Regions from separate parts of the Homo sapiens genome. Here region 2 is linked to region 1. Evidence: chromatin contacts called from ENCODE Hi-C or POLR2A ChIA-PET data. All regions are on one chromosome and are shown on one strand. Each heading gives the region's core, a stretch centred on a gene start or an enhancer-like site at or near the end of the contact. The rest is flanking DNA. Distances are from core to core; before and after follow the strand shown. Region 1 overlaps SMIM35 (small integral membrane protein 35). Region 2 overlaps TMPRSS13 (transmembrane serine protease 13).

Region 1 (3,038 bases), core at 463-2,962:
CCCTGTACCTGGGAGCCCTGAGCTAGTAAGCTTTGTGTGTGTGTGTGTGTGTGTGTGTGTGTGTGTGTGTGTGTGTGTGTTTTAGAGAGTCTTGCTCTGTCACCCAGGCTGGAGTGCAACGGCATGATCTCGGCTCACTGCAACCTCTGCCTCCTGGGTTCAAGCGATTCTCTGGCCTCAGCCTCCCAAGTAGCTGGGATTATAGGCGCCCTGCCAACACGCCTGGCTAAATTTTGTATTTTTAGTCGAGATGGGGGTTTCACCATGTTGGCCAGGCTGGTCTTGAACTCCTGACCTCAGGTAATCCACCCGTCATGGCCTCCCTAAGTGCTGGGATTCCGGGTGTGAGCCACCGGACCCGGCTGTGAGCTAGTAGGCTTTGGAGACACAGAATCAGATAAGCCTGTCTGGACCCTGGAGGAACCACAGCCTAGGCTGGGAGGTGGACCTTCAACAGTGCAGTCCCCTGTGGGGTATTTGTGCTATGACAGAGGGACATGCTGAGCGTGGTGGCAGCACCCAGGATGAAGTGTTGATTCTGTCTGGGACCTGGGAGAAGGCTTCCTATTGTTGGAAGTATTTGCTGTGGGTCTCGGAGGGTGAGCAGGAGTGCCCCAGGCTGAGAGGTTCCAGGAGAGGCAGGCAGGGGCACATTATAAGCCAATGCCTATGTTTGGCTGGACAGAGAAATGCCCAGGTGGGGGTCGTGGGATGTGGCTGGAAGGAAGGGGGCGTAGGCGATCACGTTAGGGAAGAGCTAGGGGCTTATCTCAGAGGAGAGAAGCATTCTATGTGGGAGCCAGGGCAGACTCAGGTTCTGTGGGGGCCTGAGGCTTACATAGTTTTGAGGCTTTCTTAGATGAAGAATACAAAATTATAAATACAAACTTAGGAAGAGGGACTTGGAAGGGTCCGTACAAGTGAGCGGCTTGAAGCTTAGCTTGTTGGCCTCCTGGCAAATCCTCCTCTGCGTGGGAGACACATCTTCCACAATCTCCCTGCTTCCCTGCAGGGCCCCAGCCTGCCCTCAGCAGCTCCCCGCTTGCAGCAAACCACCCACTTCCCTCTCACTCCTGCCTCTCGCCCTTCTTTTGTCCCCTGGAGTCCTGAGCAGCCGTAGAAGGCCGGACGCGGGAAACTGGAGTCTGAGTTTTCCTCTGGGGAAAGGGAGGCAGAGCTGCACAGCTGTTGGGGGACGTGGGTGGGGATGACCTTTTCTATGGTGTTTATGCAAAGAGCACCCGCTACCCGCATTGTTCCAAGAGTTGCCTTTGAACCTGGACAGCAACTCTTATTCCCGCTTTAAACAATGTACAGTGTGGAAGAGTTCCCGCTCTTTGCCAGGCACTTTCACACCTCTCATGTCATCAGCGCCATGTTCTAGGGAGGCAGGCAGTACTGTTCCCTCTGCAGAAGGTTCATGATTCAGACACCTGGCAGGTGGGACCTCACACCTAGCACTCTCCCTGCGTCACCCGTGTCTCTTGTTCACAATCAACCCAAGAGTATTAGTATTAGTATAGTATTAGTATTAGTATTAGTATTAGTATTAGTATTAGTATCAACCTAAACTAAGATTGCCCTGCTGGGGCACCAGTACAGGAAAATGTGTCACTGTAGAGGTGAAACCACAGATGACATGGCTGGCTTTGTTATTCTCCCCTTCCTGTGGTGTGTTTTGATGGTAAGGGTGTGCACAGGTGGGGTGGAGCTGGCAGCCCTTGTTACACTGTCTGCACTGTAGTGAGAGTTCTCACCGTTACCCCCTTCTTGGGCTGTTGGGAGAGCTCTCGCCTGGGTTTAACCTCAATTTCAGGCTATCACCAGTGCAATGGATCGCTGAGACTCAGCCCTGATTTGCAAGATCTGCTGGGTGTTCAATATGAGGGTCTCATCCAGGGCATGGGGAGGAGAGAAGTGGCCGCTAATTTAAGTTGCCTTTAATCAAATAAAGAAAACCGAGCATCCAGCTGTGTTAGACTGTGCTAGGATAGTGCCGAATCAGGCATGGCCTTGTCCTCATGGCTCACTTCAGCATCCACGAATGGCTCCTGTGTGCCAGGCAGTGAGCTGGCTTGTGGGAGACCCAGGGGTGGGTGAGCAAGCTGTGTGCCTGAGTGTGAGAAACTCCCATCTGTTTCAGGATGTCAGCCTTTGTTATAAATCCACAGAGAACAATACAAGGCATAGCATCGTCTGTACAAAACTGGATAGGATAGTTTCTCTGCTTCTTGTGCCACCAGTTAGAATAAAAGACAATGCCTCCGATATCCACTGGTCCTTTCTTGGCTCTGCATACAGGCAAACATGAGCCTGCCTCTACCTCCCTCACACATCTTCACAAAAGCCCAGAGCAATCCCTTCTGTCTCTCCTGCTTTACTAAAGGATGAGAATCAGAAATAGGGGAATGGAATGAATCAAAGCATCTTCCCTGCCCCCAGATAAGCTCTTCTGCAGATAGGGTGGGGATGGATTGGGGGAGGTCACTGGAGCCATTTTCTACAAAGGATGCTCAAAGGTTTGGAAGTCCTGGGTCTGGGATTCAAGATGCATCCCTGTGGCAGAGGTGACAAAGGAGAGAGGAATCATCCAAGTATTTAGGTGTTTCAATGCTTCGGGCAGATCTACAAAACCCCAAAGCCTCTGAACTTGCAACCAATCAAAGCAACCCTGATTTATCCTATTTTCTGCAACATGCATGCATCGGCCGGCACTTATGATGAGGAAGCAAGGGTGGGGGCTAGAAGAGTGAGTGAAATGGAGGCTTTGAGGCAGGAGGACTGCGGGGGTGCTCAGGATGGGTGACCGCCACTTTGTATGTGTCAGTTGTTTCTGCTCCCCACCTTCTTGCCCAAGGTCTGGTGGGGATAAACGGAGAACCAAAGCTGCCTTGGGTCTCCAGATGGCAGGGGCAGCTGATGGTTGGTGTCAGTGGCTGGGTGCTAGTGCCCAGCTCACCTGGGCTGTGCATGACTCTGGCCCACTTGAGCCAGACTTGGCTTTGTCTGGGCAGGGGCCTTGGCCTAGGTTCCCCCAG
Region 2 (3,097 bases), core at 239-2,738, 140 kb after region 1:
TGGATCTGGGCCAATGTCTGCAATGTGCCACAAGGAAACTAGTTGAGGGGATGAGAGTGGAGATGGTTTGCACTGAGCCACTCCGATTCTGGACAAAGCACTGGAAGGGACAATGTCACATGGGGAAAGGGGAAGCTCAGAATCTCCTGCTTCCTGTACAAAGGGTAGCTTCCTTGGAAACAGGATAGGAACTGAGCAGGAGTCAATCAGGAAGGCTTCCTGGAGGAGGTAGCTAATGTGCCCTTTTCCCACTTTCTGTGTCTCCCCCTGCAGGTCTGAATGCCCTTCCCAGCGGTATATCTCTCTCCAGTGTTCCCGTAAGATGTTCTTCTTCTTGGATTGTGGCCAGTGTCGTGTGGGAGTAAAGGGCAGAGGGGCAGCACTCCTCCAAGGGAGGTGTTTGGCACAGGGGTTCAAGTCAGGAACAGTGTCTTAGCCAGCAGGCCTGCTTCAGGGCTGGAGTCCCTGTAAGGCACCGGTACACCCAGGGTAACATTTCCCCTTCTCCTGACTCTGGTAGGGGCTCAGCCCAGCAACCTTTTATTCCAAGGAAGCTGTCTGAGTCTTCTGTGCATCAGGGGAAGTGTATTCTTCCTATGTTTAGAAACAATAGAGACCCTCATTATAATGCTTGTCAATTCAGGGTCACATTAGAACTGGTCTGCATTCCTGTGCACCTAATGGCAGTCCTGGGACTTACCATCATGACCCCAATGCCCAACACAGTGCCCAAAGCTTGGGACACTCCAAAAGGATTTGTCAAGTCAATGAAAGAATGAGTGAAGGAGAAGAAAGAGGAACCTGCCTGGGGTCAAACTTTCCGCGGAATGATCCCAGAAAGCCACCCCACCATGTGGTGGCTCTGCTCTCACAGAAACTGCTGTGTGTAGCAGATAAGGGAGCAAAGCCCGTCCATGGAAGGGTGGGTGCCCTTCAGGATGGGGCTGCCTGAGCCTGTCCTGGCCCTGGGAGCACAGCAGAGGCATCCTGATCAGGAGCTCGGAAAGAACCCTGGGAGAAACAGGGTTCACAGTACGTCTACTCCTTCCCTCCAGACTGCGGACTGAGGGCCATGACCGGGCGGATCGTGGGAGGGGCGCTGGCCTCGGATAGCAAGTGGCCTTGGCAAGTGAGTCTGCACTTCGGCACCACCCACATCTGTGGAGGCACGCTCATTGACGCCCAGTGGGTGCTCACTGCCGCCCACTGCTTCTTCGTGTAAGTGCCTGAGAGGCAGGTGATTTGACACTGCCCAGGGTCGGGAACCACCAGGAAGGGCTGGCTGCAGACTGACTTCTTCGTGGAGGAGGATTCTGGGTGTGAGTCCAGCCCCCATGGGCCAGTTGGCACTGGTGTAGCTTGGGTGTTCACCTGGTCCTGAGAGTGTGGGTCGGGGGTGTTTGTTCCGAGCTAGGCCCAAGGATGAGAAAGTCCCATTGACGGCCCCAAGGGGGAGAGAGGCAGGCAGGAAGAGGGACTGGGAGCCTGCCCCTGAAGAACAGGGTGAAATGAAAAAGGCGTTGGGTTTGTTGCTGCTTCCTGCAAATGGAACTCATAGCAGAGGAGCCCCTAGTTATCCCAGAAATTGAGGGTTAGGGATTGCAGGCAGGGCACTGTATCAGCTGCTAACGGTCACCAGCTGGTCTATTGTCTTTGGGGGCCCACAGCCCAGGCTGGTGGGCAGGAAAGAGCTCTGGGACCAGGCCTCAGGGGCACTGGCCTCCCTAGTAATGAGTTCAGTGTGTTACTTTGTCCTGTCTGAATTTGCTGAGGGTAATAATACTGAGATCTTATCAGTACAAGCCCTTGACCCTGTCTGGTGAGTGAATCTGTGTCCCCATCCCTAGTCCCAGCACCTTCTGCAGCCCTGTGACTTGTCAGCATCTGTCAGTTCATATCGAGGCCCCAGAGTTTCAGCATGGCAGAAGTCAAAGTCTCCTATTTGATCCTTGGTGACTTGCAGAGGAGATAGTGGGGGGGGAGTGCCACACAGAGGTCTTACTCATCCTTCCCTCTTTATTACTGTAAGGTGCAGAGCTGCAAGCTCATAATTTTTGAGGGGCTGTGGGGGATTGCTTTGGACTCCAGGGATAAGATAGAGGGTTCCCTCCAGAGGTCATTTTATCCATCCTCCTGCCTCCAAGCTGGTGCTCTGACTGTGGCTCCCTGTAGGTAGCAGGGGCTGCCAGTGAACGCTGCCAGGCAGGTACTGGACCACGCTCCTTTGTGGCTCTTGCAGGACCCGGGAGAAGGTCCTGGAGGGCTGGAAGGTGTACGCGGGCACCAGCAACCTGCACCAGTTGCCTGAGGCAGCCTCCATTGCCGAGATCATCATCAACAGCAATTACACCGATGAGGAGGACGACTATGACATCGCCCTCATGCGGCTGTCCAAGCCCCTGACCCTGTCCGGTGAGGGAATCTGCACTCCCCGCTCTCCTGCCCCCCAGCCCCAGCACCCTCTGCAGCCCTCGCACTTGTCAGCATCTGTCAACTCATATCCGGGCCCCAAAGCTTCTGCAGGGCAGAAGTCAAAGACTCTTAAAGATCCTTACATGGAACACTTCTGTTTTATAATTAGGGAAACTGAAGCCCAAGGGTTATAAATAAGTTTGCTCCAAATGACACATCTCACATTACAAATTGATGACGGAGTCAGGGCTTGGGTACTGATCTTAATCAATAGATTGAATTCTTTCACTGGTATTAACTGAGCACCTAGGGGCCAAACGCTATGGTAGGCATTTCACACATATGATTTCATTTACTCTTCACAACCAACCCTGTGGAGCAGGCACTATTATTAACTTCATTTGACATATGAGGAAATGGAGCTTTACAGAGAGATAATTACCTGAGGCCACAAGTAATAGGTGGTAGCTCTGGGATTGGAACCAGGTCGATCTGATTCCCAAGCAGTGCTCTCCCCACCTGGCTCTAGACTGGCAAATTGCTTACCCTGCAGTCGAGAACTTAAGCTGAGTACACATTCAAACAACTAATTGCTACAACGTTGTTGCTAAGGACCAAAGGAGGCTACACAAAGGAAATGCTGCAGAGGTTCTCAGAAGATCACTGTGGACAGGGGACGTCAAAG

What was found. Hi-C counts contacts between places; a loop is a spot of excess contacts on that map. ChIA-PET counts read pairs that join two places held with the same protein, here RNA polymerase II (POLR2A). Pooled maps may share reads with other maps.
Region 2: a loop to region 1 is called in a map of K562, with 4 times the contacts of the local background. The contact joins two enhancer-like sites. A Hi-C loop is called at or near these places in 1 of 168 maps with a recorded cell type or tissue (K562), 1 of 37 single-sample maps with no recorded cell type and 7 of 50 pooled maps. POLR2A ChIA-PET finds 5 or more read pairs at or near these places in 3 of 52 experiments (K562, activated CD4-positive, alpha-beta T cell and endothelial cell of umbilical vein).

The regions. Positions count from the first base shown.
Region 1 is chr11:118,050,350-118,053,387 of GRCh38, reverse strand. The region is part of intron 1 of SMIM35 (small integral membrane protein 35); the gene reads left to right. Among named protein-coding and RNA genes, the nearest start is that of TMPRSS4, 25 kb to the left of the region's middle. Within about 2 kb of position 1,712, at least 4 of the 41 ENCODE cell types and tissues checked have a DNase peak (open chromatin) inside an H3K27ac peak, as active enhancers do.
Region 2 is chr11:117,907,927-117,911,023 of GRCh38, reverse strand. TMPRSS13 (transmembrane serine protease 13) reads left to right here. Exons shown (of 13, transcript NM_001077263.3): 7 at 274-317; 8 at 1,056-1,218; 9 at 2,240-2,412. Among named protein-coding and RNA genes, the nearest start is that of TMPRSS13, 20 kb to the left of the region's middle. Within about 2 kb of position 1,488, at least 2 of the 41 ENCODE cell types and tissues checked have a DNase peak (open chromatin) inside an H3K27ac peak, as active enhancers do.